Regions from separate parts of the Homo sapiens genome. Here region 1 is linked to region 2. Evidence: chromatin loops called from intact Hi-C (ENCODE). Cell type or tissue: IMR-90. All regions are shown on one strand. Links, peaks and the distances in the headings refer to the core of each region. The heading gives the core; the rest is flanking DNA. Region 1 overlaps MYNN (myoneurin). Region 2 overlaps SEC62 (SEC62 preprotein translocation factor).

Region 1 (10,983 bases), core at 1-8,000, 200 kb after region 2:
ACACAACAGGAGTCTTAAAGCGTTAGTATGGTTTTATATTTAATCAAAATAACAGAAAAGCAAATTTTTAAATACTAACCTCAATCCCCTTAACTCTTAAGATTATAATGAAATATGAAAACTCAGCTTCTAAACTGACATAGTATTAAGTTACAGTAAACATTTACATTTCTATTTTTCAAATGTAATGTCTTTTACAATTAGACTGATTCTATTAACGATTCCTTCAAATTAATGAGAAAATTTGCATTGCTTATATTACTTATCCTGAATTCTAATAGAAAACTCAGAAGCATTCAATATGATCAAGACTTTTAAAAGTAAGAATGAACTAAAGAATAAAATACTTGGATGCATTTATCCAGAAAAATATATCTGCTATCCACCCAAACATTTACTGAATAATATAAAACAGAAGACTTTCAAAATGTAGTTAGCTCTACTAAGTACCTTAAGGATCTAATTAGAAAACTAAGTTTCTTGGATTTTAGGAATTAAATGGTCAGTATTTTTACCACTACATTACAACATACTGAAGAATAATGCTAAGACTACACAAGAAAGTGTTTGTAATAAATGTTGCTAATTTTTGTATTCTTTCCTTGTGGAATTATTGGTTTCAGGTTGTCAGTAGTCAGCAACAACATAGAGGGAGAAGGACTTGTTGCACTTTCACAATCAATGAAAACAAATCTCACTTTCTCTCATATCTACATTTGGGGAAACAAATTTGATGAGGCTACGTGTATAGTAAGTTTTAAGTTTTTTCCTTCACTGAAGGCTTTTTCTGGGATCATCTCTGTAACATCAGATATTATTTACAGGTGCCTCAGAAATGGTTACACAGTGAGACACTGCAGTTTTGATAATTAACATAAGTCTTAAAATTAACTACTAGAGAGTTTGGTGGTTCAAATAACCAAAGATATTAAAACTATGTATTAGTATTACACATCACTGAATGACACAGTTCTAATTCCTCTAAGGTTAAGAAAAATCATAATTATTGATCAGATGTAGCAAAATTTCTGATCTGCTCCCTAATAATTATACCAAAATATGGAATGGGAGAGATAGAGTACAAGCTATCAAAATATTTGGCATGTTGCTCACATAAATACAGACAGCCTTTGATACTACTTTCAAAACAGAAATAATGGTAACAGTTTTCATTTGGAAAGAACGAGGGGGAAAAAGTAGATGTTAAAATTCTCAAAATTTGCAAAAGGACTAACAAAAATTCCACCACTAAAAAGAGTAATAAAACATAGAGTGTTGTCTAAACCACCCTCCCAAAAAAACCAACCCTTACTTTTAGAAAAACATCCATAATTCTTTAGGTTCTACACATCAGTAGCTGAATAAGTTGAGTCTGGAACTGGAACTAATGATGAATGACAAGCTAAAGCAAAAACCAACTTGACTTTTAAATCTTTTAATGTCTAAATTTCCATCTTTCTCCATATTGCCAACCTTACTGACAAACCAGTTCAACGTATTTGTATGACTCTGTTACATAGATACTAAGGATCGTGGCTCATGCCTGTAATCCCAGCACTTTGGGAGGCTAAGGCGGGGGGATCACGAGGTCAAGAGATTGAGACCATCCTGGCCAACATGGTGAAACCCCATCTCTACTAAAAGTACAAAAATTAGCTGGGTGTGGTGGTGCGCTGGGCCTGTAGTCCCAGCTATTCGGGAGGCTGAGGCAGGAGAATCTCTTGAACCCAGGAGGCAGGGGTTGCAGTGAGCCGAGATCGTGCCACTGCACTCCAGCTTGGCGACAGAGCAAGACTCTGTCTCAAAAAAAAAAAAAAAGTATAAAAATTCTACAATGAAGAAATAATTAATAGGTCCGCATCCAATACTATGGAATTGTCTGTTTTAGCCTAAATCTGTAGATTAGATTCAGGGGGGTCATGAACTCTATATAATTGTATGTCCAAATCTGGGATTCCCTTAATTTTTCTGAGGAATGGGTAACTAGCTATCAGCAGATTTTTGAGAATGTATACAATAGGCCTCCTACCGAGCCCCCCTACCTATTCCAATTTATGAACATCTGTGGGACTTGAAAATTTTGACCATAGGAGCTTTGGTCCACAAAATTGGTAGTATAGAAAATCAACTCTAGGAGTCACAAAATGACAAAACATGTCTAATACATTAAAAGTTAGAAATAAGTTTTGCAATATTATAATTTCATTCTGTGTAATTAAATGAATAAAAATCTATTTACAATACCTGGAAAATATTAAAATTCAGCAATGTTATTCAGAATATTTTATTTTAAACTACAAATTAGCACAGCTAATTTGAATATTTAAATTTCCGTAAGCACTGTAAATTGAATACATTTTTTCTTAATGATATAGTTTTTTTCCTAAAAATCCTAGGCATATTCAGACTTAATTCAAATGGGTTGTCTAAAACCAGACAATACAGATGTGGAGCCATTTGTGGTAGATGGACGTGTATATCTTGCAGAAGTCTCCAATGGCCTTAAAAAGCATTATTATTGGACATCAACTTATGGAGAATCTTATGACCACTCATCTAATGCAGGTTTTGCTCTTGTTCCAGTAGGTCAACAGCCATGAAAAAGTAGCTGTAAAATAATTTTCATACACTTGTCTTATTGTTTCACAGAGATTAATATTCTATAGCCTATTTTCTTTTATAAATTAAAACAAGTTACTTTTTTCAAATGTGTAAAAGATAATGACTGTATTAAACTTTGTATAACTGTCTATTGTGAAAAACTGAGTAGGGTAATTTTTTAAAAGAAATTTTACAATATAGAGACTAAAATTCTAACCCTGGAGAAAGAGACCAAGGAACTAGACTAAATTTCTTTTTATAATGAAAATATAACCAAGTAGTGAAATAGCGTACAAGTAAAGGTCATTGTAGGTATCTAACTGAAAGTTATTAAGTAGTATTAATAAAAAGGTTTGTGGTAGAAAATTACCAGTGACTTTCAAAGGGTTTCAAAGTTCAGAAGTTGAAAAAGTATTCTACCTATCCTATTTACGTGTTACAGACAGGTGTTACTAACAATTTCATAAATACAGGCAAATATATATAAACATATACATACCCCTTTCCCAACAAGCCAGTGCTGCCAGCTCTCCCACTCTCCTCTCATAACCACTATCCTGACTTCTAACCCCACAGAGTAGTTTTGCCTGTTCTTGACCTTTATATAAATGGAAGCATACAGTATACACTCTCTTTGTGTCTGGCTTCTTTTGTTCAACATTATATTAGTATGATTCATTTATGTTGTTTCATGTAGCAGTAGTCTGTTCACTTTTCATTGCTTTGTAGTATTCCTCACATGCTGGGTAGTAGGATGTCTACCAGATTCTGGAAAGAGTTTGATTTCCCAGGCTACTGTCTCTTCCTGTGTGCTATAGAAGAGACCCACAAGTTCCCATATTCCCCCAAAGGGAGATTCAGAAGATGGCTGAAGGAGAAGCAAGTAGGCTTACCTTGAGCTTACAGTGGGGTGCAGGTGGTAAACCTGTAACCTGACCTACACTGCTGCTTGAGGCAGAGTTGCAGGTGATAGGGCCTCAGAGAGTTTTCCGCATCCAAAAGAACTGAGATGAAGTCAGTTCAGCCAAGGACAACTGGACTCTGACCAGACTAGGAAAGACTTGTTACTTATTTTATAAGCTGCTGCCTGCCACAACAGAGGTCAGTATAATTAACCCAGAGAATGGAAGGGCTCCACAAAGACTCTGTCTACCCTGATGCCCCTGTCTTGTATGATATGTCTGGACACCATTTTAGAAAGACAAAAGGCAGAAATAAAACAGCATTTCTCCAAAAGATTAAGCATTACCTTAAAATCCCTTAAGATATAAATTCTATCCCCTTTATATCAGACTAGGTTTTAAACTGGCTAAAACTAAAAGTTAATTTTTTCCAGACTTACCACTGGGTATGGGCTCAAGAGGAAGGACATATAAGTTCCATAGGAAAACTCTCATTTTCTCTGCACATCTAAATTATAAAGAGCAAATCTGCAATCATATTGTATGTATTGTTTCATTTTTCTCTTAGCAATCATCCTTTAAGACCCAGTTCAAAGACTGCTTCACCTTACACTGTTGCAGATCATATTATACTCATCATTTTACAATGTTTCAAATTTGAAAGCAAAAAATAAAGCAGTATGTGCTTTTCAGATATTTGGGAAAATAATGATCATTTGTCTTAAACGTTCTCCTTTTCAAACTTTTCTATAGTATTATCATTCATCATGTCTTCTTAATATCTACTACAACCATATCCATCTGGTTTCTGCTCCCACTATTATACTGTACCTGCCTTCTAAAGGATCATCATGCTCCAATTATCCAGCCCAATGTTGTCTCAGATTTACATCCTACTTCTCTGTACCATGTGACTGCTACAAAGCCACTTTTGCCTCTGAAAAATGTGTGCCACCTTGGTTTTCTTCCTTTCTGCTATCACTTTCCATCTTCTTTTCCGTCTTTGCTTATCCTTTAAATGAATTTTCCCCCAAATTCTGTCCTCATCTTTTTTTCTCCTATACCATCTCCCAGGGCTGCCTTAATCATTTCTATAAATTATTAGCTGCAAGATCTGTATCTCTAGTTTTAACATCTCCTGGTTCAGGCCCCATTTCCAACCACTACCAGAAATTTCCTACATATCTCACCACCAGTCAAATTCGGTACATCAAAATTGCTTCCCTTCTCTAAACATGCTCCTTGACTTATCTTGATGTCAATGGTATCACTATCCTCTCAATCACCAAGGATCAAAGCTTAGGTGTCCAATTTGGGGCTGCCTGATTACAAGGAAAAGAAAGTGACTCAGCCTGTTTAAGAAAAGGGGGATTTAACATAAGGATACAACAGCCACAATCAATGGCATCCAGGGGCAGAAAATGAATCATGGCTGCATCACCTCAGTAGGACTGCAGAGCCAGAAACTAAGGCCACTTTTCTGATCTCTCTAGGGCAGTCTCTTGGCTCTGCAAACCTGTTTCATTCCCTAACTTTGCTCTATAGATCAGCTTTCTCTGCTTACTCATCATTTCCTTTAGACTTTAGCTTGCTTCACTGACTTCAAGGCCAGTTCTAAAATGATCTTTTCATTTATACGTATATCATTATCTGATTGTCTCAGAATTTCATAGCTCAAATTTGTGAGAAAGAATCTTACCAGCTCAGTCTAGCCTATGAATTGTTTTTCCCTGGTGAAGTGTCTTGTTGCTGTGGTCACCAGTATGGAATCATGTGTTACCTATGTGGCTGTCTAATCCCCACCCTCTAGCACGCAACTGTGGTTGGCACGTGAGGACATAGGTTACAAACCTGGCTATCTAATCTCACTCCTTCAGCACAGGATATGGGTAGAGGACTATTTCAAGATGGTATAGGTGTAGTACTGGAGATGCCTCTGACCTCTATCTCCTCTCCACTTAATGCTTTCTCTCCATTCTGCCTAGTTCCCTCTTCATCAGCTATGTGCAAATTCTTCCATCAGCCATCTCCTCGTTTGCCTATCCAGGTAAGCAATGGCTGTTTCTCTGTCCATTCTACTCCTGTTGACTGCTCAGCAGTTCCTTTCTTGCCTTCCCCTACTATAACACTCAACATCTTGGCTTGTCTTATTGCAAGTTATATTTATGCTTGGCATCTCCATTTGACTGTAAACTTAAGGGTAGTTTATCATCTTTGCAGCTTTATGCATTCTGATTTGAATTTTTTTCCCAGCATTTGAAACACTGGCCAGATACTGTTATCCAAATATGTGGATGTTCACATCCATGGTGTTTATTTTAGTAAATTCTTCATGAAATTAAATACTGTGTTTACATGGTAATTATCTAATTTCTTAAACAAATACAGATGGTCCCTGACTTATGATTTCTTGACTTTACAATGTGTGAAACTAATACATATTCAGTATACTCTTTGACTTATGATAAACCCATAAGTCAAGGAGTCTCTGTACAGCAAACCTCTTTTGAATGAATGGAGGCAGGAGTTGCAGAGGACAGAAGAGTAGACTATAATTATTATCTCAAAAAATTAATGCTGTAATAAGTACATATCAATATTGCCCATAAATAACGAGTAAAAATGTAGAATTTAAAGAATTTTACTTGATGGTATTTCTAGTCAAGTTCTAGGTAGTTGGGGGGAGAGGGGAAGGATAGCATTAGGAGGAATACCTAATGTAAATGACGAGTTAATGGGTGCAGCACAGCAACATGGCACATGTATACATATGTAACAAACCTGCATGCTGTGCACATGTACCCTAGAACTTAAAGTATAATAATAATAAGAAAAAAAAAGTTCTAGGTACTCAAAATTTCCAGGTAAAATATTGAAAATTATATTCAAGAGCATCATTTTAAACTGCTTCCCAAAGGTAGAACATCAGGAAATGTTTAAGATAGTAGTTCATGGTTGGGCGCAGTGGCTCATGCCTATAATCCCAGCACTTTGGGAGGCTGAGGTGGGCAGATCACCTGAGGTCAGGAGTTCGAGACCAGCCTGGCCAACAGAATGAAACCCCATCTCTAACAAAAATTAGTCAGGTGTGGTGGCGCGCACCTGTAGTACCAGCTACTCAGGAGGCTGAGGCCGGAGAATTGCTTGAATCCAGGAGGCAGAGGTTGCAGTTAGCTGAGATCACGTCATTGCACTCCAGCCTGGGCAACAGAGTGAGACTCTACATGTTTGGTATACATTAAAATCACCTATGGGGCTTCCCCAGCATATATATGCCCTGGGAACTGTCTGATTCAATAGGTGGGGTGGGCCTGGATATTGTTATTTCTTAAGCATGTTTCTGATATGCATTAAATGTTAGAACTATTTAGAATACTTAAAAAAACTAGTACATGTACATTATTTCAACTACTCACACAATTTCTGTAGGACTGAAACACAGAAATTAGCTACTGTTGGAATGAAACTGATAGAACCATTACCTTTGAAAAAAGGTTTTCTAAAATTTGTCTATCAAAATCATCCTGTGAAATTAAACATAAGACAAATGCCATTTAAAAACAGCAAAAAAATTTTTATATAATCTACGGTTTCTTTTAAAATAGTCTAAAATCTAACATACAGTAGGCATGATCTGATACAAATACAAAAGAAAATTAAATTTATTTAGAAAATAGTTTCTCAGTAAGATCTTCACCTTCTAAAGACTTCCATAAAAATATGTAATACTTAAATAATTACTAATAGACCTTTCCCAAAACACTGCATTGTAACAAATATAAAGTTGGACTTAACTAAAATGGTAGTTATGAGTGTTAGAATGATACCAGATACAACTAAATATATGCATATTATGATAAATAATAGCATAGCATTAAGAGAAGAATGCCAAAGAAGGGATAGTATCTTCAAGTTTTCTCTACACATCATTCTAGAAGAGCAGAAAATGATGACAACTCAAGCCATGTCAATTTAAATAAAATTACTTTAGCTAAGAAGCAGAAAATGTGATCAAGAAAAGCTCAATCAATCTTAGCCACTTCAATCGTATCAAATAATACTAAAAATAATAAATTTGAAGGCTAATCTATGCAAAGGCAGAATGCTAATAATACCAGAGGAAATTTGGCAACTATTGCCCTTATAGAATTATGACGTCACTGTAGCAGTTTTTTGTTCATTAGATGCTTGGATTAACGAAGATATAAATAAATTAAACATAACCTCTCCATTTTAGCAAACTTCCTAAAGAGGCTGAGTCTTTTAATTTTCTATAATTTCTTCACATTCCAATACATTCCTATCACATTTAACCCAGAAGAGATTAGGTAACATTCTAATGCTTTGTAAATTGTATTTAAACCCACTATTTTAACTTGATACACATGCATAGATTTCTTAGATAAAATAATCAAATATTGTTTGCATCATACAAAGGTGGTATTTCAAACTCTATTCAAATAAGTCAGTCCCATGTCCCACCAGTGGCAATTTATTATGAAAATAATGTGTGTGCTGTGAAATGGTGAAGATCTCTACAGACTACAAGCATTAAGTGTTTTTATTATGTCCTCTAATTGGTTCTTATGACTTGGGTCCCAAATAGAGAAAATTAATGAATTAAAGAAATCAATACCAATAAAAAACATATTAACTGTACTACAGGTGTAGTTTAAAAGCAGAACACAAAAAAGCCACAGCATGGCAGAAATAAGAAATGATGTCATCTCACACTGAACAACAGCCTTGTGGGGGGAAAAAAAAAGAAAAAGAATATCACCATGCTGTTTGATTGGCACTATAAAAATTGACTTTGTGGAACTCATAATTTCATATCCAAAGATCAGGCAGTGAAATAAATTAATATGTGGGAAAAGTGGCATGGGGATGAGTGGTGCAAATATCAGGATAATAACGAATTTTCTACATTCATTTGGAAGGAAAAGGACCATTGTGAAACTACAACCACCACCAAAAGTTGTGGTTTAATTTATAAAATTAACAAACCCCAAACTTATAGAAAACTCAGATATAAAATATTTAACTATAGTTGGCTTTCTGGTAACTCAAAATGTTTACTTATAATTGAGGTTAATTTCTTAACTCTTTATGCAATATAATGTACCAAATTTAGAAGCCAAGTGATTTCTAGTATGCATTAAGTTTATATCTAGAAAATTCTTTCTGGAATTCAGTATTTATTTTAAAAAGTGCATAACAGGAGTAAGAGAGGCTTACCAAAATATTTCAAAACTCAAGTACATTTTCCTCATCTCCAATATTTTAGAACGGAATAAAACATAAACTGAATCAAATTTTGAAACTGTCTTTGACAAGATAAAAACACCAAATATCTACTTAAAATTCATTTTGAAAATACAATCTCAGATAACTCAAACCAAAAGTGCTGACCATTGGTTTTCTCCAGAATACTCAGTTCTAAATGAACAAAAATTTATATGCACTTTTCTAGATTTTGAGAAACATTTTTGTTTCATTAGAAAAGTTATTTCTAACAATATATTAATAGAGAAATAGCACAATTCTTATTCAGCGCCTAAATTTTTACGAGCGAAAATATGAAATTTTATTTTTATGCATAGTTTATGTATTGATCCATGGGGCTTACAAATAGCAACACACTCTTGGGCTGATACTATCGTGGATTTTGCTTAAATTATGAGGGCAGGAAAATTTTAAAATCCCACAGGTCACAACTGAATCACATTAACTGGCTGATTTAGTAAATGAAGGGCAATTCTAAAATGCAAAATAAAAATGGAATTAAGGCAGCTTTAAAAGAAAATAAAACTCATCCACCCAAAATAGTGCTACATAATTCATTACTTAAAAAGCTCTCTGTGGAGTATAGACATAAAGCCAAAAATAAAAACAAACATTGCAGTTGTGATGCAGCATCAGGTGCTTTTACTTCAGTGAATGAAAAATAATGGTCACAACTCAAATGAATGGGAATTTAATATGAATATATGCACCTTACCAGAGATGTTTGCTACCAATGATATCTTAGCAATTCCATATTCCTTACAAAGTCAGTATAATTGTTGTAAAAAAATCAACTGTGGTTCTGAATACCCATTCACAGTTGACCTCAACAATGTATCTGATGTAGGAGACTGAGTATCCGTGACAGGCAGAAGCATGTGATGGTCCTCAGTCCCAAGTGGAAGAGCTAATGGTAAAGTCATATCAGAAGGCTTCACATCCATAGTTTCTGATAAAGGACTTTTTTGTATGGAATCCTGTTCACTCAAAGTATGATCCTCTGCACTGGAGTCTAGAGTTTTATCTGCACCTAGAATGGAAGGAAAAAAAAATCTACATTATCTTTAAAACAAAACTAAACCCCTGAGGTAGACTAATGTACTTACCATTCCCAGAAATTACATTCCAACCACCATACCTTTACTCAAGCGGTTTCTCTTTTGTACATATGCCCTCCTCACTATCTATGTAAATTCAATCTGGGCCTCAAGGTTAAGTTCAAGCACCAACTCCATTTAAAAAAATGGACTTGATTAAGAATGAAACAGGGTGAGCTGTTATATCGGCTTAATCACACATTTGTCAATTTTCATATACTGCCTTGTGGCATCTATCTCTCTTATTGCCATTTAACATTCTACTCAGGTATGCCTTGAATCCTCAACCAGACTGTAAATTCTTTGAGAGTAAATGTCGTTATACTTCTTTAACTCCCTCAAAATATTAAACAGTGATAAGAAATACTCTTTTCATTCACTGAATGTTTTTAATAAGTTGTTCATATTATTCTGTGAGTTCAGAACAGTATGTATGGCACTTTCATATATTTTCAGAGGTGAGAAATTCTGCTCTACTCAAGGGAGCAATCAGCACACTGACTAAAGATGTACTTTTGCCTTCAAATTTTCCAATGGCTTTAACATGCTTCCGTTACTCTAAAGTGTTGACATGATTTTGGTTTCACCGTCCTTGTCACGCAGACAAAACTGCTTTCGTAAAATTGTAATTATCTGTATTCTTCCCAAACTACTCTTCACTTCAACTAGCTAAGGTTTCCTTCTTGTCCCACTGACTCTCTACAGTGTTCTCTGCCCGGAATGAATCCTCTCTTCCCATCTCCATCTTTGAACTCTTCTCCATCCTTCAAGTTAAAATTAAGTTTTTTTTAGTACTTACCTCAGAAAAACATAGTATCTTCTTTAGCACTTTTGTGTCGATTATGCCCTACATTTTCCCTATTTATTTAGTTTATTTAATTATTTATTTAGGTTTCTGGTCTCGCACACCAGGTTGTAAGTGCTTTGAGTACCAGAACTATGCCTTGTTTAACTTCATATTCCCTGAAAGTACACTTTACAGAAATTTAACAAGTGGTTAAATTAATGACTTACTGCAGTTTTTAGATGTTTCTAACTTAATACTTACGATGTTTAAGTATTTACACACCAGAAGGGCCTAGTGTCATGTCGAATAA
Region 2 (11,625 bases), core at 1,278-9,277:
CATCATAGCAGTTATTACATCCACTCGTAGATCTGGCTATTAAATGCACACCTATAACTACCACATCATAAATTATTTGGTAGCTTACACTTCAGTGTAATTCGTTTCCCTTGTAACCCCATGCATTTCCTTTTCTGCATTTAAAAACATTATTCTGGCCAGGCATGGTGGCTCATGCCTGTAATCCCAGCACTTTGGGAGGCCGAGGCAGGTGGATCACCTGATGTCAGGAGTTCAAGATCAGTCTCGCCAACACGGTGAAACCCTGTCTCTACTAAAAAATACAAAAATTAGCTGGGTGTGGTGGCATGTGCCTGTAATCCCAGCTACTTGGGAGGCTGAGGCAGGAGGATCACTTGAACCTCAGGAGGCGGAGGTTGCAGTGAGCTGAGATTTCGCCACTGCACTCCAGCCTGGGTGACAGAGTGAGACTCCATCTCAAACAAACAAACAAACAAAAAAAACCCATTATTCTGAGGAGTCCATGACACAAAAAAGTTAAAGTGATCTAGGAAATCATTGAAAATGAAATAAGACCAAAGTGTGATGATATGACCCCCTTGAAATTTAACTTATCTTTCCCTCTTTCTGTCATGCTAAGAAGAGATCATAGGCCTTTTGGACAATCCTAAAACTATAAACCTCAGAAAATATGTCCTCTCTCAGACTGAAATTTCGTCTGATTGGAAAAGCCATGCAATTAAAGTATCAAAGGATCTCTGTGCTAGGTTGGACAAATGAAATAAACGCATTGGGACCTACTCAGAAACTCACAACTAACTGCTTTAGCCATTGGTTTAAGGGCTTGCCAAAGAAGGCAAATTTAAATTAATCTCCTTGTGTAGTTATCTGCATGACATTCACTAGAACAGGATTTTAGTTATCAAAATGCTTACAACATGCTGTATAAAGTTATGAGATCTTTTCTAATGTTTGGTGATAAGGATCTGACAAAGAGGTCAATTCCTCATTGGAATTTTTGTTCCCTAGGAATTTCTCCTTGGTATTGGTCTTGATTCCAATAAGAAACAGATGGTTCTTTACATGAAGATATTATGAGGAGATAAGTATAGGTATAGGCTACCCAAAGAGGAAGCACAGTAGCTTCTGCAACTCCAGGCTAGTAGCAGCAGAACTGACATCATCCTTGGCCAGAAAGGAAGAGTGCAGGGACTGGCAACCTGGAAAGCAGGGAAGGAGTTTGGGAGAAGTGACCTTTGGCTGCTAAGGCAGCCCCCCAACCCCAGGAGAAGAGCCGAGAATAGGCACCCTACCATCCTCTGATCTCTGGCCAGGACACTCCTTGGCCAAACCCACTCAGAAGCCAGGAGGCATAGGAGCCCACTGCTGTGGTCCATTCGGGTCAGCTTTGTGGGCAAGAGCAGAGTGGAGCTGGAGGGGAAAACAAGAGATATCCAGCACATGTAGCAATTTGCTGCCGTAGCACTTAACACACTATTTAATGGTGCAAGAGAATTGTATTTTTATTCATGGTTGTGCCTAGTAAAATTCTGGTACATGGTAAGTGCTCAGTATTACTGAGTGAATGAGCAAAGACCTGAAATACTGTGGAAACAGTAAAAGCAAATTACCACACAATTAGGAGGAATTATTTTCAGACATAGGATATTTAAAACATCACTCAAATACTGGAGCATGATTCAGCAATAAATTCTATTCCATAAACCAGGTAGATAAATGTCACAGCTTTAAAATATAGTTAAGTACAGTTGATCCTCGTTATTCATGGATTCCGTATTTGTGAATTTGCCTAACCTAAAATTTTGTGGTACAGCAAAAAACTTGCTGTACACATATTCTGAGCTGAGGTTGAACAAGGCCATGTTCCAGCTTTCATACTATAAACGTGTCCTTTTTACGCTAATGCCATGGTTTTTGCATTTCTGTTCTTTTTTTGATTTCACTGTTTAAAATGGCCCCCAAGCATAGTGCTAAGGGCAAAAAGCTGTTCCTAAGGGTAAAAAGGCTGTTGTGTGCCTTATGAAGCTTATGTGTCAGATAAGCTTCATTCAGGCATGAGTTACAGTGTTGTTGGTCATGACTTCAATGTTAATGAATCGATTATATTAAATAAGGTGTCTTTACAACAGAAATTTACATGTTGACTGCTTGATGAAAATGTGACCAGTGGCTTGCAGAAATCTAGCCTTGTATTTCCCCTAGGTTCTATATTTGCTAATTCAGTGTTCGCAGTGACTTTATAGAACGTAACTACCTTGAATAATGAGAATCAACCATACTTGCTGTTTTCCAGTTCCTAATAGATTTAAAAAAAAAATTCAATTTACAAAAGACACAAGATGACTTTTCTTGTCAGCAGCTAACTGATCCTCATGATGTAAAACCAGAAAGAGGGGGGAAACACCAAAATTCATCACCACTGCATAATTTCAATGTGATATATTAAAATTTATTACTTCCTGAATAGTATTCAACTAAATCTATATTATTTCAATTAAAGTTACCTAGGCCATATGGTTTGAAAATTGAAAAATCCAGTAAGAGGGAAAAGGAAAAATACCTTATTTAATACATTGACTTTAAGAACAATCACATATGCATTATTCTTACTATCTGAACTTAGCCTCTGGTAAATTCAATCCTGCTTAGTTAGGCCAATTGATACCCTCTACAATAAGCCCTACATGATCAAAAAGCTTCATGCTTTCTACTTACAGCAGCATAGCAAATCTGAAGTTCTTAAAAAAAAATCGCCATTCTATTAACAATTATAAACGATTTTCCATGCTCTGGTACAAGAATATTTAATGTTAGCCAAGAAAGATAGCCATCTATTCCACTGAGGATTGTAATAGAGGCAGCCTTTTGATTTTTATATTTGTTTAAAGTACACAACTTGAATAGTAAAATAGAAACTGAGCTGAAATTTCTAATTCACTTTCTAACCATAGTAAGAATGATATTTCCCCCCAGGGATCACCAAATATTTATAAAAATTTGTACTAACATTCTGTAAGAATCCACACACATCAGTAAGAAGCTGACCTTCCTGTTGGCCATGCTCCAAATGTCTTTAAGACTAGACAAATTACATATATTATAAAAAATTTCAGGATGAATATTGAGTGCCTGGGTATTATCACAGTAATAGTAAAGGTTAATGAAATAATTTTTATTTCTGAAAAACACCATGTTTATACCCCAAAATAGGTATCAATGTTACTGGTGATAAACTCAGAAGTGATCATTATATATATGCTTACTGTGGAAATGAAGTAGTAGAGCTCTGCAAATGGGACGGGAAAATACCCAGGCACTTCATCAATGAACATTTATTTGCTAAAAAGAAACTATTAAAGTGATTGCAGCCTTGACATAGTTGCATTAACATCAAATAGCCACATTTATGTCCACTTACAGGGACTACTATAAAGAAGCAATCAAGCCAAGTTTAATAAAATGTGTCGATACAGAAAACATATTTTTCACAATTAGAAAAATTTAACATCTTTAATTCAAACACTTAGATGAGAAACAGCCTAAAGCAAAGACTGACATACACTACCTATTTCAACCACAAAGCAAGATGCTCTCACTGTGACTGAAGAAAAATCATTTAATATTCATTATTAGTTAGTATAACTCCAAGGAATGATTATGCTCATAAGTAAACAAGAGTTTCCAAAGACTTGTAACTAAGATGTATAAGACGTAAAGTCAAACTGCAAAACTAGTTCAAAGCAATTAGAGTCCAATAGTTCTCTTATGTTTTCTTTCATTATCTTTATTTTAAATTTGATATTTTAGAATAGGAAATTATCTTTCACAGCAATGCCTCCTGGTCTGATAATACAGTATCTCATTTCTGAATGTAAAGATTTAAAATAAATCAAAATGAACATTAAGGCGTACAAAGCTACTTTAAGTCTGCTCTTAAGATCAGTTTTTGCTCATATTCAAAATACATGGAATGTTGGCACAAAACTGAAGCTGCTGTAGAAAGATCACAGATGTTCTGTGGGTTACTCAAACTTCCATTTCTCTAAAAACATACCCTTACATGGTCTTAATTTTATGAATTTAAGTGTTGAGAAATATCTAAATAATAAGTAACAATTAAAATAAAATGTTTTATTTGTAAATTATGTACAGAATACACTTTACGTTACGCCAATGAAATGGGGAGGGAGGAGGGAGAGCCATCACCTTCCAACAAATGCTGTTCACTTTCTCTGCTGGAGACGACCATCTTTCTCTCAGTCAGACGTACAAATCAGTGTGGATTTCCTACATTGGAAAAATAATTTAGCTAAACCAGAAGTGTTGCTGCATTGTTACTAGTTGGCTTGTTTCCACAAAATAGTTTTGAACTCTGCTAACTCAGAATCTTAAAAGAAATCTCCTGGTATAATTTTATAATGAAAAATAAAAACTATCAAGGACAATGAGTTTACACATCTTAAAGAAACTGTGAAATGGCTACATAACTATGCATAATGTGAAATGTTGGAGTTTCTTTGTTCCTTTTAAAGTTATTTTTGATTAGTCTAACAGTAAAAAGCCATAAAACTATCAAAAATTGCCATTAATGTAAATTTAACTGTGGAAAGTACATCTTTGATAACTGTCAAAATGAATGAGACCTACTTACTGTAAAATTATCAAATGGATAAAACATATTAATGGCTTTAAACTGTACCAATAATAGTGCCAATATTCTATAAAATGAAGGACCGAATATAACTGCTTGAATGTCAAATACATTTCAGTAGATAGATTTAAAGAATGCTACAAATGCCATGTGTTCAATATGGTAATCAGCCAACATAGAAAATCCAACCTCTTGTACTTATTCATTCAGTCCCAAAATTAGTCAGATTATGATTTTTCATGTGAAGATTTAGGTGTTTCTCCATCATTTTCCTCTTCCTCATCCTCTTCACAATCCCCATCTGTTTGCTGTTCCAGTTCCTCTTTTGTTATCATTTCAAAATCATTTCCATTTCCACTACTGTGCTGGGATCGATCATCTTCCCTCCTGTCACTGTCCGTGTCTGAATGCCGTTCTCCCCCCGAGCCTTCTGTTCCATGATTTCCTGGTCCTACTTTCCCCTCCTCATCTTCCTTTTTCTCACTGTCTGACTTTTCCTCACTGTCGGACTTCTGTTGCTTTTTGGTTTCAGACTTCTCATCTTTCTTTAAGTCTGCTTTTGGTCCTTTGTATTCATGTGTGTACAGAGGCCTGAAGGAGTCAATGAAGCCCACATCAGCAGTCAGATTTGGCAAGAACCAAAAGTGGTGCCTTCCTCCAGTTATGAGCCAAATGATGAGAAATAGAATGCATCGAGCTGTGGGGAGAAAAATTTCTCTAATTGAGTAATTCAAACACTGCCTCAGAAGGGAGTATTTGTTAATAAAAAGCTGGGAAAACAGTTTTATTATCTGCACATTTCATACACCTTAAATATTAATATTTAAATCCTGATTAGTGCTGGGCGTGGTGGCTAAACCTCTAATCCAAGCTACTTGGGAGGATCACTTGAGCCCAGGAGCTCGAGGCTGCAGTGAGCTATAATTACACCACTGCATGCCTGAAAACAAAAAATTCCTGACTAGTTTAGCAGCTATCACGGTATTCTAGGGGCACAGAATGTTGCTCTGAACTTGAGGTCACAATGCAATAATGTCACTGAAAAAAATTACTTCTTTTTTCCATCTGGGTGTACACTTACATGGATATACACTTCTGATTTATGTACTTTGTGATATTATGCTTCAATACACATAGCAATCAGTTGGGAATTTAAGTATTCATAAGATCATGGTGTAGGAAAAGAATAAAATAAAGAGATGAAAGGTGTTTAGGAAGGAAGCCTTTAAGAAGGAAAAGCAGGGCTGCATCATACTTCCCAAGGCCCTAGGCCCTTTTGCCTTTGTAAGGCACTTACTCCACAAAAACTATTAAATATTATATTTTCTATACATTTATGACTATATTTTCTGTACATCTGTATAAACACGAATAAAATACTGTATAGGTTTGCTATTACATACATGTATATACATTACTACTTCTGATTTAAAAGAAATAAAAATGAAAATATTTCTGTGGACCCCTATATGTATCTTGGTCCAAGGCACACGTTTACTATGCCTAAAGGATAAATTAGCCCTGGATAAGGAACCCCAGTATTAGAAAGTTTCCATCTTTTAATCCTTGTTTTCTTATTTATTTATTGAGGACAAGGTCTTGCTCTGTCACCCAGGCTGGAGTGCAGTGGCACAATCATGACTCGCTGCAGCCTCAACCTCCTGGGCTCAAGCAATCCTCCCACCTCAGCCTCCAAGTAGCAGGTACGTGCCACCATGCTCCGCTAATTTTTGTATTTTTTGTAGAGATGGGGTCTTGCCAAGTTGCCCAGTCTGGTCTTGAACTCCTGGGCTCAAACTCCCAAAGTGCAGGGATTACAGGTCTATATCTATCATTTATTTATCTAATCTCTCTCTCTCTATCTATCCTCCCTCTCTCTCTACCTATCTACCTACTTTGATAGACAGGTTCTTGCTATGTTGTCCAGGCCAGTCTTAAACTCCTGGCTTTATGTGATCCTCTCACCTCAGCCTCCCGAGTAGTTGGGATCGCAGTTGTGAGTCACTGAACCTGACCTTTTTGTTTTATTAGTTAGGTAAACTATGTAATTTTTGCTTAAAGACCAATCCTCTCAATATTAGGAAAAATACAATGTTAATGAAAGCAAGATCACTTAAATACATAAGGTTTACTCTTTTATAACACTGTATTATGAAAAAACTGTAGAAAAATGGAATTTGAATTTTAAAATTTGTAGTAATGAGTTATCACAAACCCCAATATTTAGTTTTCTCTGAATTTACCAATTATGTAGAGCTGAGTGATTTTTTCCTGTTTTTTAAAAGGTCATGATGATTATGTGAATGTTACAGACTAATCAATTATGACAGGAGTTTTGGTTTTTGTTTTCTTTAGACAATTCTGTCACTGTTTTCATATAAAGCCTGAAATAAGCTAATCTATGTGTCTTCCATTATTTTGCTTTGTATAAATGGAAGAAAATCGTTATAGCTGTCTTGACTTTTAAAAATAGCAATTTTTATTTTCACAAGAATATAAATATTCTGAAAGACTCCTGTACACATTAGAATCTTTCGTGGTATAAACGGAAAAGGTAAATATGCTTAAAATTATGATTTAAGAATAAATTCCACTGATAAACAGAGATAATGAATTTAAGGAGGCTGTACATTTTTTTCTCCAATTATGATGCAATGATAGGTTTTACAGGATTGTAAGACAGATGATTCATAATATGAAATCTTGTATCAAACCAAAGAAAAAGCAATATAGAAATGGCACTAACCTAATTTCTTATCACATACAAATGGTATGGCAAAATGTTCATGTTTTACAGTTTTTCGCTATGTGGCACTAGATTACCGAGAGTGAAAAGGGAAGAATTATGGGGAAGCTGTGACATGTACTATAATAACATTCCTATGCTAAAAGCGACAGATTTTAGAAAACTGCCAAAGGTTTTATTTTAAATGGCATTATTAATAATGCATATTCAAAGAAACACCAGATATAATTGTGACCAATACATAATATTTCAAGACCCTGACTTTAAAAAAAAAAATTAGCTAGGCATGGCAACATGCTCCTATAGTCCCAGCTATTCAGGAGGCTAAGGTGGGAGGGCTGCTTGAGCCCAGGAGTTTGAGGGTACAGTGAGCTATGATTCTGCCATGGTACTTTACCCTGGGCAACAGAGCAAGACCCTGTCTCCAAAAAATGAATATATATAAAAATATATTTCATATAAATATGAGATATCATATAATATATATGACATATCATATGATATATATTATATGATATATATGATATATAATATTATGATATATCATATATCTATATATCATATATATTCATATATAATATACATGATATATATTATATGCGATATACATAATATATATAAAGACTTCAAAGAATAATATAAAAGAAATATCTAATTATTTGAAAGTATATTTGGAATTGCATTTTCTAAGAGAATCAAAATAAAATGTTGGGTTTGTTTCCTGGTATAATTCAGAAGACTATTTGGTTCATAATGCATATTTAAATCCACAGCATATTTACAATGAAAATTTATTTAAAGAGACTACTGAAGAAACAATATTTTAAACAGCAAAACTACATAATAACCATAAACTATTGTGAACACTGGTTTAATTTAAAAATAAGCAAGTAGAATAATTCTATTCAGTGGAGCTAAACCTTTGCTAAAAATTTCCAAGGAGTTTCTAAATTTCAGGAATTTGAAAGGCAAAAAGCACCAATTTTATTATGTCTAATGTCAGATCAAAGTTTATGACTTTTCCTTCTTGATGCAGGTATTACACTGACACTAAATTCAAACAGGCTTAGATATTGTTTCTTGGCCTACAAATGTGCCCGTGTTCCATGCAAAACCAGCAGGGGATTTTTCTGCTGCCAGAGGTTACCAAATCAGAGGAAGGAGGCTGGGCGTGGTGGTTCACGCCTGTAATCCCAACACTTTGGGAGGCCAAGGAGGGCAGATCACCTGAGGTCAGGAGTTCGAGACTAGCCTGGGCAGAGTGATACCCTATCTCCCCCACAAAAAGCCAGGCATGATGAAATGCACCAGTACTCCTAGCTACTTGGGAGGCTGAGGCAGGAGGATTGCTTAAGCCCAGGAATTCAAGGCTGCAGTGAGCTATGATCTCACCACTGCACTTCAGCTTGGGTGACAGAGCAAGACCCTGCCTCTAAACAAATAATCTATGAAAGACCCCAATCATCCAGAAATGCGGAAAATTCATTTACTTATGTTTTCCTATTTGATTTTTAAAACATTAACTCCTTATTGCATCTAGTATTTTGGTACTTGGGTGAAAATTATTGATTTTTCCCAAAATGGCAAATCAATTGTTTAGAATCATTTATTAAATATATGCATAGATTATTTAGATGTTGCATTTGTTCTAAGTCAAAATTAAAAAATGTTTTACTGAAAGTATTATGTCTAATAAATGATCTACCACTGCAAAAATATTAAACGCCTCTGCCATAACTAATTTTTAAAGCACATCTATTTGCAGATTAAGATATAATAATGTATGGTATATTTCAAAATAAGTAAATTTCAAATGTCTCACAATAAATGATAGGCAAGAAAGGTGATCAATATGCTAATTATGTTAATTAGCTTGATTTAAACATTCCACATTGTACACATACACCAAAACATCACATTGTACCCCATAAATGTATACAATTATGATCTGTCAATAAAAAATAATCTTATTAAAAAATTTTTTTAAAGATGTATTAAATCCTTTTTCTGCAGACAGAACACATCTTACCAAGCCTGAGTTTTGAGATTTGACTCAGAAAGTAGTACCATATATTTCTTGATTTACCTCCATTAATTTTTCTTAAGCTTTACTGAAGCTCCAAATTACAGTCCAACTGCTCAATACCAACCTTCTTGAGGTCAATTTTATAATAACAATACTTACCAACAGCAAGGAGAAGAATACTGGCTACAAAACAGCCTGCACCCACACTGAGGTAATAAACACCTACTCTCATTTCTGCTGGCCAAAGGGGGAAGAGGGTGGCCGCTATTACTGCAATCACTGGAACAAGAAATGACAAAAGTTAAATTTTAGAATAAAAACTTAAATGGTATGGCTGCACTAACAGAAACATATCCCTGGGGGAAAAACTGAGAAACATAAACACAGTGAAATATAAAATTGCCATTTTTATAGGTAAAAAATGGTCAATTATGAGCAATTTCATATTGTTCAACCTAACATTTTATACTATTCTTAAACTAGTTTTTATTAGTGTAAATTACATATAATTAGAAAAAAATGCTATGTAGAAATTCAAAACTGTTGCCTCCTTAATTTATCAACTGCCCCCTTTTTCAAGCTATATCTACTTTATTTAAAAAATACTAAGATATTTGCCTACTAAGTAAGGGAGCTAAAAGAAACAACAGAACAACAAAGCCAACAAAAAATGATTTCCAAGACCCCTCTCTGGAGATTCTTCTTCTGGGGTGGAGCTCTGACATCCACAGACTGAAAGATTCCCCAGGTGATTTCTGCTACAGATGTATTTTTTGGTGCTTAGGGAAACTGTTTACAAGTGTCTCCAGTTTTTTTGCAAGTAAAGTGGGGACACAAGAAAGAATTATAAGAAATTAGAAGCCTGGTTATTAGGTCTTTAGAATAAGACCAGGATTAAAATTCTAGCTCCATCACTTATAAGCTATGTAACCCTGGGCAAGTTACTTAACTCTTTTGAGGCTAAGTTACCTTATATTTAATAAGTCTCTTCCTATTCTTCAAAGGTTGTTGTGAGGATGAAATGATATATTGTACGCAAAATATCTAGCAAAGTGACTAGTACTCTTATTATAAAAGAGTTATTTTGCTTTTTGTTTTCTGAAACAGAGTCTTACTCTGTCACCCAGGCTGCAGTACAGTGGCATGATCTTGGCTCACGACAGCCTCGACCTCCTGAGCTTAGGTGATCCTCCCACCTCAGCCTTCTAAGTAGTTGGGACTACAGGTGTGAACCACCACACCCGGCTAATTTTTTGTAGAAACGAGGTTTCGCCATGTTGCCTAGGCTGGTTTCGAACCCTTGGATTCAAGCCATCTCCCTGCCTTGGCCTCCTAAAGTGTTAGGATTACAAGTGTGAGCCACTGAGCCCAGCCTTAAAGAGTTATTTTGAATGGGATCCTATCATACCATATTGACCAAGCTTATTTTAACTGCTACCTATTTTTTTTTTTTCTGTTTGTTAAATCATTCTTTCCCCATAAAACCTCCTGGAATACACACGTTAAAAAGCAAATCAAAAACAAATCAAACCCCCAGCACTTTGGGACAACGAGGCAAGTGCCCAGGAGTTTGAGACCAGCCTGGGCAACATGGCGAAACCCCATCTCTACAAAAAAATACAAAAATTAGCGGGGTGTAGTGGAGTGTGCCTATAGTTCCAGCTACTCAGTAGGCTGATGTGGGAGATCACCTGACCCCAGCAAGTCGGGCTGCAGTGAGCCATGATTGTGCCATTGCATTCCAGCCTGGGTGACAGGAATGAGACCCTGTCACAAACAAGCAAATCAAAAGGTATAGAGAAAATTAAGTCTTCATCTAATTCTTATTCCACTTCCCAGAGGTTAAGTACTATTAAGCTTACCTGTATTCTCAGAGACTGCCTATATATAATTAACTAGCTACAGGGACTTTTTTTCTAAATAAGTAAATGAGCTTATACTATTCTTACTCGTCTGTAACTTTCTTTTCTTTTTTTATCTATTCTAGGTATAATATCCTTGCACATGTACGTTTGTGCAACTGTGATTATGGCATAGGGTAAATTCCTTAAAGTGGAATTTATTAGATCAAATGGTATAAGCATTTTGAATTTGAAAGATATTTGCTAGATTATACTCAAGTATAGTCTAAGGGATTTGGAAAAAAACAGATAATGTGTCAATGCACACACTTTGTGCAACTGTATGGGAACAGCCTAGAATTGCTGGGTCACTGCAGAC

Evidence for each region. A loop is a pair of places that touch in the nucleus more often than their neighbours do. Peaks named below come from ENCODE experiments on the same cell type or tissue, not always from the same donor. Only the 100,000 strongest peaks of a DNase experiment are listed, where the experiment ranks them.
Region 1: a loop joins it to region 2, with 3 times the contacts of the local background. A loop is called at or near these places in 4 of 110 quality-filtered maps.

Annotation. Positions count from the first base shown.
Region 1 is chr3:169,785,252-169,796,234 of GRCh38, reverse strand. It overlaps MYNN (myoneurin), which reads right to left. Exons shown (of 8, transcript NM_018657.5): 8 at 6,519-9,819. The coding sequence ends at 9,557. LRRC34 (leucine rich repeat containing 34) reads left to right here. Exons shown (of 11, transcript NM_001172779.2): 9 at 1-21; 10 at 624-750; 11 at 2,397-3,232. The coding sequence ends at 2,600. Among named protein-coding and RNA genes, the nearest start is that of MYNN, 17 kb to the right of the region's middle. RefSeq lists a cis regulatory region at 1,878 and an enhancer at 1,806-1,950. In IMR-90, for the core only: no CTCF peak of the experiment used is centred there; no DNase peak of the experiment used is centred there.
Region 2 is chr3:169,986,299-169,997,923 of GRCh38, reverse strand. SEC62 (SEC62 preprotein translocation factor) reads right to left here. Exons shown (of 8, transcript NM_003262.4): 7 at 9,565-9,684; 8 at 1-5,330. The coding sequence ends at 4,861. Among named protein-coding and RNA genes, the nearest start is that of SEC62, 25 kb to the right of the region's middle. In IMR-90, for the core only: no CTCF peak of the experiment used is centred there; no DNase peak of the experiment used is centred there; H3K27ac peaks cover 672 bases.